3 separate regions of the Homo sapiens genome follow, and regions 1 and 3 are each linked to region 2. Evidence: read pairs that join two places in POLR2A ChIA-PET (ENCODE). Cell type or tissue: HepG2. All regions are shown on one strand.

Region 1 (4,000 bases), 81 kb before region 2:
CTCTGCCCTGGCTGGCCCCAAGACCTTGGGCAAATCCCTCTGATGGGGGCTAAAGGCATTTCCTGGGGGCTGGGGGTACAGTGAGCAGGTGTTGCTGAACAGGTTGAAGATGCCCTCGAAGGCTGCCCTTGCCATGGTGGGGTGACCAGTCCCACTTCTGAAGGACACCTTGCACTCAGGCTGGCCTGCAGTCCCTTTCTGGCCACCCCCAGGACCCAGGATGGTGCCAGGAGAGCCACCTTGTCCAGTGGGGAGGGCACGACCTAGGGAAAGGCTAAGGATTCGCAGGTGTAAGCCCCCATCTGAGCTAGTCCTGCCTCTTCACCCTCACCCTTCCCCCTGAGTACCTGGTGACTGTGAACGTGATCTTGTTGGCCATGGCAAGAATCCTCTCCAGGTTCTGGGAGCCGAAGGGCTTTCGGAACAGGATTCCTGGTGGCAGCTCCTCGATGATCATGGAGCCGGGGTTACTCTTGATCCACTTGTAGGGGACCTGAACCGGGTACTTGATGCCCAAGGCTTCCCCTGTGGGTGAGAGGCAGGGTCCTGCCCGTCAGGAGTGAGAGGCAGCGTGGGGTGTGTGTACATGGGATTGCGGGGGTGTGATGGAAAGACATGCGTGCAGGAGAGTGAATGGTACGAGAAAGCTCTTATGTAGCATTGTGGAAAGGTATAGGCATTACAATCTAAGCTATTTGATCAGAACATTAAAAAAAGGCCAGCATGGTGGCTCATGCCCGTAATCCCAGCATGTTGGGAGGCCAAGGCAGGAGGATCACTTAAGTCTAAGATTTCGAGATCAGCCTGGGCAACATAGCAAGATCCTGTCTCTACTACAGATTTCTAAAAAACAGCTGGACATGGTGATGCATGCCTGTAGTTCCAGCCACTTAGGAGGCTGAGGCAGGAGGATTGCTTGAGCCCAGGAGTTTGAGGCTGTAGTGAACCATGATCACGCCACTGTACTCCAGCATGTGTGACAGAGTGAGACCCTGTCTCAAAAAAAAAGAAAAGAAAGAAAAAGCCACACCAATATGCTCCCATGTCGTATGCTCCTTTTTTTTTTTTTTTTTTTTTTTTTGAGACAGATTTTCGCTTTTGTTGCCCAGGCTGGAGTGGAATGGCACGATCTCAGCTCACTGCAACCTCTGCCTGCCAGGCTCAAGCGATTCTCCTGCCTTAGCCTCCTGTGTAGCTGGGACCACAGGTGTGCACCACTGCACCTGGCTAATTTCTTTTTTGTATTTTCGGTAGAGATGGGGTTTCACCATGTTGCCCAGGCTGGCCTTGAACTCCTGAGCTCAAGCCTCCAAAAGTGCTGGGATTACAGGCATGAGCCACCGAGCCGGGCCCCTGTCTATTAAATTCTGTGTGTAGTTGTTGAAAGTGTGTCTCACCTCATTGGTCTGCAAGGCTCATGAGTACAGGGACTGTGTCTGTTTTATTCACAGCAATATCCCCAGTGCCTGAGACAGTGCCTGGCACATAGTAAATGCTCAAGAAATACATGTAAAGGGGTGAATCGTTTCCCCAGAAATCCCCTCGGCTGGAACTGGGAAACCTGCCACTTCTCTGTCCACAGCAGCTACATGTCCCTCCCCAGGGGTTCTGCGCTGCTTACCATATGTCTTATTGAAAAGCTCCTGGACCTGCTCCCTTAGCGTGTTGGCAATGTCAATCCGTAAGAGCCTCGCGTCGTAATTTTCTGCAAAGCGCAAAATGATTATGGGTTTGGGCTGTTCAGTGAAAAGGCACTTGGTGACTTTTAAGGAAGATGATTTTCTAATTATGGGGAACTCCTTCTCTGGCAATTAACGGATCTTTGGAGTGGGCCGCTCAGGTTCTTCAGCACCAACGTCTTGATGGAGATGTGTTTTTTCCAGAAGGACATGCACTGTTGCCACAACAGTGATGAGTTGGAAATTCAGTTAATTGTTGACATTTGAAAACCACCAAATCAATAAATAAGCCCGGAGAGGAGGGACACCATAGAGTGCAGAGTCCTGTGCCCTGGGCTGGCAGGCAGGGGGTATGGGCTTCATGAAGTCACTGGGGGGCTGGAGACAAAGGAGGGAACGGAAGCCCAGCTGATCCAGCAGATGGTGGAGGACGGGCAGTCCCCACAGACACAGGGGACACGCCTGGCAGCTCCCAATGCAACCTCCACCTCCCAGGCTCAAGCAATTCTCCTGCCTCAGCCTCCTGAGTAGCTGGGACCACAGCTGTGTGCCACCATGCCTGGCTAATTTCTTCTTTGTGTTTTTGGTAGAGATAGGGCTTCGCCATGTTGCCCAGGCTGGCTGTGAACCCTTGAGCTCAAATGATCCACCTGCCTCAGCTGGGATTACAAGTATGAGCCACCCAGCCACCCTCACCCAGAGAGTGTTCATTAAAAACCCCCAAGTGTGGCCAGGCGCGGCAGCTCATACCTGTAATGCCAGCACTTTGGGAGGCCGAGGCGGGAGGATCACCTGAAGGAAGGAGTTGGAGACCAGTCTGGCCAACATGGTGAAACCCCATCTCTACAACCCCGTGTCTACCAAAAAACTACAAAAATTAGTTGGGCATGGTGGTGTGTACCTGTAATCCCAGCTACTTGGGAGGCTGAGGCAAGAGAATCCCTTGAACCTGGGAGGTGGAGGTTGTAGTGAGCCGAGATCACACCACTGCATTCCAGCGTGGATGACAGAGCAAGACTCTGTCTCAGAAAAAACAACAACAACAACAACAACAACAAACAAAAAGCTGGGTGCAGTGGCTCATGCCTGTAATCCCAACACTTTGGGAGGCTGAGGCTGGCAGATCATCTGAGGTCGAGAGTTCGAGACCAGCCTGTCCAACATGGTGAAATCCCGTCTATACTAAAAAAAATACAAAAATTAGCCGGGTGTGGTGGCGTGCACCTGTAATCCCAGCTACTCAGGAGGCTGAGGCAGGAGAATCGCTTGAACCCAGGAGGCAGAGGTTGCAGTGGGCTGAGATTGCGCCATTGCATTCCAGCCTGGGCAACAAGAGTAAAACTCCATCTCAACAAACAAACAAACAAGACAAGTGCCCGCATGTGCCGGAGGGATCCTACACCACCATTTCTCTCTCCCCCCACTCTTTTTTTTTGAGACAGGGTGACAGGGTCTTGCTCTGTTGCCCATGCTGGAGTGCAGTGACACGATCCTGGCTCACTGCAAACTCCGCCTCCCAGGTTCAAGTGATTCTCCCACCTCAGCCTCCCAAGTAGCTGGGATCACAGGTGCATGCCACCTCGCCTGACTAATTCTTGTATTTTTTTGGTAGACACGGGGTTTCGCCATGTTGGCCAGGCTGGTCTTGAACTCCTGGCCTCAAGTGATCCACCCATCTCGGCCTCCCAAAGAGCTAGGATTACAGGTGTGAGCCACTGCACTCAGCCTCTGATTTCTTTTCTTAAAAATAGACCTAGAGATGGGTTCTATGTTGCCCAGGCTGGTCTCGAACTTCTGGCCTTGAGCAAGCCGCCTGCCTTGACCTCCCCAAGTGCTGGGATTACAGGCGTGAGGTGCCACGCCTGGCTCTTATTCTGATTTCAAAGCACTAAGACCACAGCTGATTGCTGAATAAGGAGTGGGCATGTCAGCTACCTTCCTGGAGGGGGGCAGGCAGGCTCCTGCGCCCTGTAGCCTCCCAACCCCCAATTTCCCCCACCGTCCACCTGTAGGCACCCCCTCTCCCCTGGAGTCTCTAACACAGAGCTTACAGGGTACAGCCGGGCCTGGGCTGCCAACCTGGCTTGCCTGGTCCCTTAGGCCCTGAAGTTGGGGGCCAGCTCCTCCCCACTTCCAGCCTGGCCCTCCAAACCCAAACCAGGTCAAGGTCCTGGTGCTGGGACAACAGACCTCCCCCTGAGCTCAACCTTACCTTGAAAGCCCTGTCTCTTCAGGCTCTCGCCCACCAGAGGGTCCCTGGAATCCCTCTCTGGGGGCAGGGCAGGGGGAGAGAAGCCAAGTGATGAGGCAGTTCCTGGGAC
Region 2 (4,000 bases):
TAATTTATGTTTTTGCTTCCAATACATTTATGAGCTCTTTCCATATCAGTACACAAGAAGCATACTTTTTAATTTTAAAACCCTATGGCATTTTATTTTATGGATTAAAGGATAATTTATTTAGTCCCTCAGTGATGGCCAGTTATTTCCAGTCTTTTGCTATTACCAGTAATGCTAAAATGTACATATTTCATTTGGTACATGTAAGATTTTATTAGTAGAAAATTTTGGAGAAATAGAAATGTTAGGCCAGGCACAGTAACTCACACCTGTAATCCCAGCACTTTAGGAGGCCGAGGCTGGTGGATCACCTGAGGTCGGGAGTTCAAGACCAGCCTGACCAACATGGAGAAACCCCTTCTCTATTAAATATACACAATTAGCCAGGCGTGGTGGCACATGCCTGTAGTCCCAGCTACTCGGGAGGCTGAGGCAGGAGAATCGCTTGATCCCAGGAGGTGGAGGTTGTTAACTGAGATCGCGCCATTGCACTCCAGTGTAGGCAACAAGAGTGAAATTCCGTCTCAAAAAAAAAAACAAAAAACTCCTGAAGATCAAAGATTATAAGGAATTACTCTGAGAGCGAGACGCAGTGTTTTGTACCTGTAATTCCAGCACTTTGGGAGGCTGAGATAGGAGGATCATCTGAGGTTAGGAGTTTGAGACCAGCCTGGTCAACATGGTGAAACCCTGTCTCTACTAAAATACAAAATTATCTGGGCGTGGTGGGGCATGCCTGTAATCCTAGCTACTTGAGAGACTGAGGCAGGAGAATCATTTGAACCTGGGAGGCAGATGTTGCAGTGAGCTGAGATCCACTGCGCTCCAGCGTGGGTGACAGAGTGAGAATCCGTCTCAAAAAAAAAAAAAATTTAAGAAACTGTAGAATAGGTAGGTTAATATCTTTAAAACATACTTTCTGGCCAGATGCGGTGGCTCACGCCTGTAATCCCAGCATTTTGGGAGGCTGAGGCGGGCGGATCACCTGAGGTCAGGTGTTCGAGACTAGCCTGACCAACATGGCGAAACCCCATCTCTACTAAAAATACATAAAATAGCTGGGCATGATGGCACATGCCTGTAGTCCCAGCTACTTGGGAGGCTGAGGCAGGAGAATCGCTTGAACCCAGGAGGTGGAGGTTGCAGTGAGCCGACATCACACCACTGCACTCTAGCCTGGCGACAGAGCGAGACTCCGTCTCAAAAACAAAAAAAAAATACAAGAATTAGCTGGGTGTGGTGGCACTCGCATGTAATTGCAGCTAGTTGGAGACTGAGCCAGGAGAATCGCTTGAACCTAGGAGGCAGAGGTTGCAGTGAGCTAAAGTCTTGCCACTGCACTCTGGCCTGGGTGACAGAGCAGTACTCTGTCTCAAAAAAAAAAAAAAAATCAAATAAAACATACCTTTTTAAAAAATTATTTTTAGGAAATCATTGGGATATGGGGAACTTAAATTCCTTATAAACATTAGAGAGCATAGTTCAAAATCAGGAGGCTTAGAATGTGGTCAGAGACCAAGTGGTAGTTCATACTTTCTGAAAGCACTTACTGCCTGTTACAACATCCTTATCTCTCTTGTGTAAATGTTCCATTTTCCTTTCAGTGTGTTTATTTGAAGAGGGGAAAGAATTGTCTGCCCAGCCGGTGGGATAGTGTAGTGCATGTTTCCCTTGTCTCTTCATTTTATGCTTTGTCGTGTTCATCTTGCTATTAATACTTTGGATGCGTTCTTTCACTTTGATCAGTATGACTCACCAACGAAATGGTGGGTAAATAATTGTGAGTCTCCACATAAACACATTAACCTTTGCCTTTTTGTTAAGTAAAATGGGATTTGGAAAGGTTGTCTGACATTTATAAGTACCTAACATTTCAGTGCTTCTATTGATTGTTATTCTATTTGTTGACTAGTTTTATAAACTCCAGCAGTCTTTGAGAAGCCTAGTGGTGCCATTTCAGTGTTCATGATTGAATAGATAGATCAAAGCATGATAGATTTTGGCAAAGAAAATACTAATAGAACAACTTTTATTTCAGTAGGAATATCTTTTAGATAATGTAGTTTTGTCTACTCATACTTTCTACTTGTAAAACAGATTTAGTTTAAGGGAAGTTGTCCAACCACTCAAACATAAAATGATTTAAATTCAAGTTTAACTTTGATGAAACATAATTTAAATAACCTTAGGTAAGATACTTAAAGTAATTCCATGCATGGATCTTTTATGTCTTGAAACTTACTATGTTTAATTTTCCCAGCTGAAATTCAGGAAGCAAAAGCTCCCAGTCCTTCCATAAACCGGCAAACCAGCATTGAAATGGATAGAGTGTCTAAGGAGTTCATAGAATTTCTCAAGACCTTCTGCAAGACAGGCCAAGAAATCTATAAACTGACCAAGCTGTTTTTGGAAGGGATGCATTACAAAAGGGTAGGTTGAGAATAATCACATAGAAACATAGAGTTTTGGTTTGAGGAAAGGTCTTAGAGATAATATAGTGCAACCTTGTCATTTTATGCCTGAGAAAATCAAGACCAAGAGATGTTAAATTACTTACCTAAGAAAAGCCTCTGAATCAAGCTAAAACCCAACTCTTAGGCTAGTACTTTTCCACTGCAACTCAGTGGTGTTTGAATCATCTTTGTGTGGAAATTCTGACCTTGAAGCCACTTGAATTATGTGCTTTAGTAACAGGCCTTTTTGACTTGTGACCTTGTAAATAGTATAAACTGCCATAGTAGACCTTTAACTCTGTGCAACCATTGTTAGGCCAGTGGCAGTAATTTTAAGGGTTGTTGTTGTTGAATTCTGTTTTGTTTTTTGTATTTTGATTTTGAATTTTTTCATTCAGTTAGAGAAAGGACAGATAGAATTTAGACAAGAAAGGGACTTTAGCAGCTATGGAGTTTCAGTCCCTTTATTTTATAGATGAGGAAGTTGAGAGCCCAAGAGGATAAGTGACTTGTCCAGGTTACACAGCTAGATTTTGCCAATGTCAAGTAGTTGTGACTTCCACACCTGTTTCTTTTATCCATAATTTCTGACCCATAATTTCAGTGGCAATAATTCATGAGACTCCCTGTAAAGGAAATCATTTTGTAAATAGGGATTAATTCTGTTGTAACATTCTATAACCATTAAACTCAGAATTAGCTCCAAAAGTTCCTTCTATGCAGTAAGGAAGTCTTAGAAAGAAAAAGGAAATTAGAAAAGCAGCAGGGTGTTTAACTGTTTAGCTATATTCTAGCTGGGGTCAGCAATCACTAGGCTAATAAGCAGTGGACTTGTGTTGAAATAATTTTTAGATATTGAATTCAGTTTGTAAAGGAGAAAAGCTTGCTTTCTTGCCCTTCAGAAATGTAATTAGACTGTGTAAGTAAGTAGCTGTCTTTCTCTAGATATTTTTTCTCTCTAGAGTAAAATATTTGGAGTTAAAACAAGTGAGCTGTTATTGATTTTTTTTTTTAAGTTAGGAACCATGATAGATATCTTAATGTGGAAAAATTCGGAGTTCATGTGACATACATCTTTCATTTTTATCAGAACTAAAAACTGAGGTTTTGTATTTATTCTTGAGCCCACCTGAAATGTTGACGGGATAGCTATACTAACTTAGAATATGTATACTGTAGTACTTAAGCATATATGCTGTATAATAATATGTTTTAGAAAATTGCTCAACTTGGATTTGATGTTTTTCTTTTGCTCAGAAGTGTGATGTGTTCTTGTTCTGTAATAATTTAGTAGACTTCTAAATTAGTGTACTAAAGTAAAGAGGTAATTAACTGGTACAAATATCACCATGTTTATTTGTAAGGCATCACTAGTTTATATCAGAGACCTGGATATGGCCTCAGATTTCTCCTGTTTTAAGAGCCACTAAGCCACCTATTTTCCATTTCTACACTACGTGTTTCATGGTTAGGTGGCCAAGTCCTATGCATGTATCTCAGGTATCTTTAGTGACCAACATGAAGTCTGCACATATTGTATATGAAAG
Region 3 (4,000 bases), 270 kb before region 2:
CAAAATACGTTTTCTGACCACAATGGAATGAAATCAGAAATTAATAACAAAGATATTTGGAAAACTCACAAATAAGTGGAAACTAATCAACATACTTCAAAAATAACCAGTACGGGCCGGGCGCGGTGGCTCACGCCTATAATCCCAGCACTTTGGGAGGCCGAGGCGGGTGGATCACGAGGCCAGGAGATCGAGACCATCCTGGCTAACATGGTGAAACCCCGTCTCTACTAAAAATACCAAAAAAAAATTAGCCAGGCGTGGTCGTGGGCGCCTGTAGTCCCAGCTACTCGGGAGGCTGAGGCAGGAGAATGGCGTGAACCCGGGAGGCAGAGCTTGCAGTGAGCTGAGATCGCGAAACTGCAGTCCAGCCTGGGCGACAGAGCAAGACTCCCTCTCAAAAAAAAAAAAAAAAAAAAACCAGTATGTCAAAGAAGAAGGTAAATTAGAAAAATCATAAGGTAAATTAGAAAATATTTTGAGTCAGCTAGGCGCGGTGGCTCACACCTGTAATCCTAGCACTTTGGGAGGCCGAGGCGGGCGGATCATGAGGTCAGGTCAGGAGATCGAGACCATCCTGGCTAACATGGTGAAATCCCGTCTCTACTAAAAATACAAAAAATTAGCCGGGCGTGGTGGCACACACCTGTAGTCCCAGCTACTCAGAAGGCTGAGGCAGGAGAATCGCTTGAACCCGGGAGGCAAAGGGTGCAGTAAGCAGAGATCACACCACTGCACTCCAGCCTGGGGACGGAGCGAGACTCCGTCTAAAAACAAAATAGTACAGCCACTTTGGAAAACAGTTTGGCGGGTTTTTAAAAACTAAAATACATACCTATCGTACGACCTAGTCACTTCATTCCTAGGTATCGCATAAGAGAAATGAAAGTATATGTTCATACTAAGACATGTATAAAAATGTTCATATCAGTTTTATTTATAATATCCAAAGATGGAAACAACCCAAGCGTCCATCAAAAGAATGAATGAATAAACAGGCCGGGCACGGTGGCTCATGTCTATAATCCCAGGACTTTGCGAGGCCGAGGCGGGTGGATCATGAGGTCAGGAGATCGAGACCATCCTGGCTAACAAGGTGAAACCCCGTCTCTACTAAAAATACAAAAAATTAGCCGGGCGCGGTGGCGGGCGCCTGTAGTCCCAGCTACTCGGGAGGCTGAGGCAGGAGAATGGCGTGAACCCGGGAAGCGGAGCTTGCAGTGAGCCGAGATTGCGCCACTGCAGCCCGCAGTCCGGCCTGGGCGACAAAGCGAGACTCCGTCTCAAAAAAAAAAAAAAAAAAAAAAAAAAAAAAAAAAAAATTAGCTGGGTGTGGTGGTGTGTGCCCATAATCTCAGTTACTCAGGAGGCTGAGACAGGAGAATTGTTTGAACCCAGGAGGTGGAGGTTGCAGTGAGCTGAGATCACACCATTGCACTCCAGCATGGGCAACAGAGCAAGACTCCGTCTCAAAAACAAAACAAAAAAAAACAAAAAAAAAAACACTTGTATCTATCAAACTGAAAGTGCTTGAAGTAACATAAAAAAGGTAGATATAATTTTCTTTCTTAATTTTGATGGCTCTAAAAGATAATTGAAGCAATTATAGCAAGGTTGCAGGACATAAAGCTATATATAGAAGTCTACTGCTTTTCTCCATTTTTCTTCCTCCTCTTCCTCCTCCTCCTCTGCTTCCTCCCCCTCCCCCCTCCTCTCTCTCTCTCTCTCTCTCTCTCTCTCTCTCTCTCTCTCTCTTTCTTTCGAGATGGAGTTTCGCTCTGTTGCCCAGGCTGGAGTGCAGTGGTGCAATCTCAGCTCACTGCAACCTTTGCCTCCTGGGTTCAAGTGATTCTCCTGCCTCAGCCTCCCTAGTAGGTGGGATTTCATTTTTGGGAGAGCTAAAATGTTCATTTTTGGGACAGGCATGCACTGCCACACCCAGCTAATTTTTTGCATTTTTAGTACAGACGGGGTTTTACCATGTTGGCCAAGCTTGTTTCGAACTCCTGACCTCAAATGATATGCCTGCCTCGGCCTCCCAAAGTGTTGGGTTTACAGGCATGAGCCACCGCGCCCGGCCATCTATTGCTTTTCCATATATCAGCAAGGAACAAATAGAATTTGAAGTGAAAAATACATTCCCATTTACATCAGCTCTCCCAAAAATGAAATACTTAGGTATACATGTAACAAAACATGTACAAGAATCCTCATCTATTGCTGGTGGGAATGCAAATTGGTATAGCCATTTTGGAAGACAGTTTGGTGGTTTCTTAAAAAACTAAATATAGGCCAGCTGCAAGGCCTAGTGAAAAGTTTTCTCTGCACATGAAGTAGCATATTACTTGAAGATACACGTTGGTTATTTAAACTTTTTTTTTTTTTTTTGAGACGGAGTCTCACTTTGTCACCCAGGCTGGAGTGCAGTGGCACAATCTCGGCTCACTGCAAACTCCGCCTCCTGGGTTCACACCATTCTCCTGCTTCAGCCTCCTGAGTAGATGGGACTACAGGCGCCCACCACCACGCCCGGCTAATTTGTTTGTATTTTTAGTAGAGATGGGGTTTCACAGTGTTAGCCAGGATGGTCTCGATCTCCTGACCTCGTGATCCACCCGCCTCGGCCTCCCAAAGTGCTGGGATTACAGGTGTGAGCCACCGCACCTGGCCGACTATTTAAACATTTTAATTGTAACCCCTCATATGTAGCTGGTGGGAATGTAAAATGATACAACCACTTGGGAAAATAGATAGGCAGTTTTAAAATAAGGCATACAGAGTGATGTCACTGAAAATAGCAGAGTAAGGACCTCCAGAAATCCATCAGTCCATTAAAGCAATAATTAAGCTGGCAAAAAGTGTCAGATTCAAGTTTTCTGGAACTCTGAAATTTTTTTAAAAACCTGCAACAACTAAAAGAGTGGTTAATTAAGAAATAACCTGTTAAATTTTGGTTAGGAGAATGTTGCAACTTTTCACTTAGTGCCTACAGTCTCCCACTGTCAACCTTAGAGGTGGCTGTGGTGGTGACAGTTTGTGCCCCCAGTGTGGCTTGCTAGTGCCAGATGGGGATAATAAAGAACTCTGTTCTATACACTTGCAATAACAATTCAAAAATAAAATTAAGAAAGCCATTCTATGTGCAATAGCTTCAAAATCAATAAAACACTTAGGAATAAATTGAACAAAGGAGGTGCAAGACTTGTGTGCTGAAAAGTACACAACATTGTTGAAAGAGATTAAAGAAAGCCTAAATAAATGGGAAAGCGTCCCATGTTCATAGACTGGAAAACAGTATTGTTAAGATGGCAATACCCATCAAAATGATCTACAGATTCAGTGCAATCCCTATCAAAATTCCTACTGCCATTTTTCACAGAAATGGACAAGTTTATCCTAAAGTTCAAATGCAAATGCAATGAATCTCAGCCAAAAACAGTCTTGAAAAAGAACAAAGTTGGAGGACTCAAATTTCCCAATTTCAAAACTTACTTACAAAGCTACAGTAATTAAGACCTCATGATACTGCCATAAGGACAGACATATAGACCAATGAAATAGAGTTCCAGAAAAAAAAAGCCAATACATCTATTGTCAACTGATTTCCGAAAAAGGTGTCAAGATCATTCAATGGGGGAAAGAATAGTCTCTTCAACAAATGGTGCTGAGACAACTGGATGTCCACATGCCAAAAAATAAAGTTAGACCTTTACCCCACCTCATGTATCTTTACCTGACATCATAATTCAAAATGGATAAAAGACCTAACTGTGAGAGCTAAAATTGTAGAATTCTTAGAAGAAAACAGAGGTAAATCTCCAAGACCTGGGATTTGGCAATGATTTTCTAGATATGATACCAAAAGTACAAGCAACAAAAGAAAAAATAGATAGGTTGAACTTCATCCAAATAAAAAACTTACATACAGGCCAGGCACGGTGGCTCATACCTGTAATCCCAGCACTTTGGGAGGCCAAGGCGGGCGGGCACGAGGTCAGGA

What was found. ChIA-PET counts read pairs that join two places held together with the same protein. Peaks named below come from ENCODE experiments on the same cell type or tissue, not always from the same donor. Only the 100,000 strongest peaks of a DNase experiment are listed, where the experiment ranks them.
Region 1: POLR2A ChIA-PET joins it to region 2 with 5 read pairs; 2 of 35 experiments call an interaction of 5 or more read pairs at or near these places.
Region 3: POLR2A ChIA-PET joins it to region 2 with 7 read pairs; 2 of 35 experiments call an interaction of 5 or more read pairs at or near these places.

What each region holds. Positions count from the first base shown.
Region 1 is chr7:66,518,697-66,522,696 of GRCh38, reverse strand. It overlaps the pseudogene LOC100420547. Among named protein-coding and RNA genes, the nearest start is that of LINC03011, 27 kb to the right of the region's middle. In HepG2, no CTCF peak of the experiment used is centred here; a DNase peak (open chromatin) is centred at 1,986.
Region 2 is chr7:66,437,565-66,441,564 of GRCh38, reverse strand. It overlaps the pseudogene RABGEF1P2. Among named protein-coding and RNA genes, the nearest start is that of LINC00174, 39 kb to the right of the region's middle. In HepG2, no CTCF peak of the experiment used is centred here; DNase peaks (open chromatin) are centred at 1,274, 1,664 and 2,601; H3K4me3 peaks cover 639 bases.
Region 3 is chr7:66,703,199-66,707,198 of GRCh38, reverse strand. It overlaps a transcript of RABGEF1 not described here. Among named protein-coding and RNA genes, the nearest start is that of RABGEF1, 36 kb to the left of the region's middle. In HepG2, no CTCF peak of the experiment used is centred here; no DNase peak of the experiment used is centred here.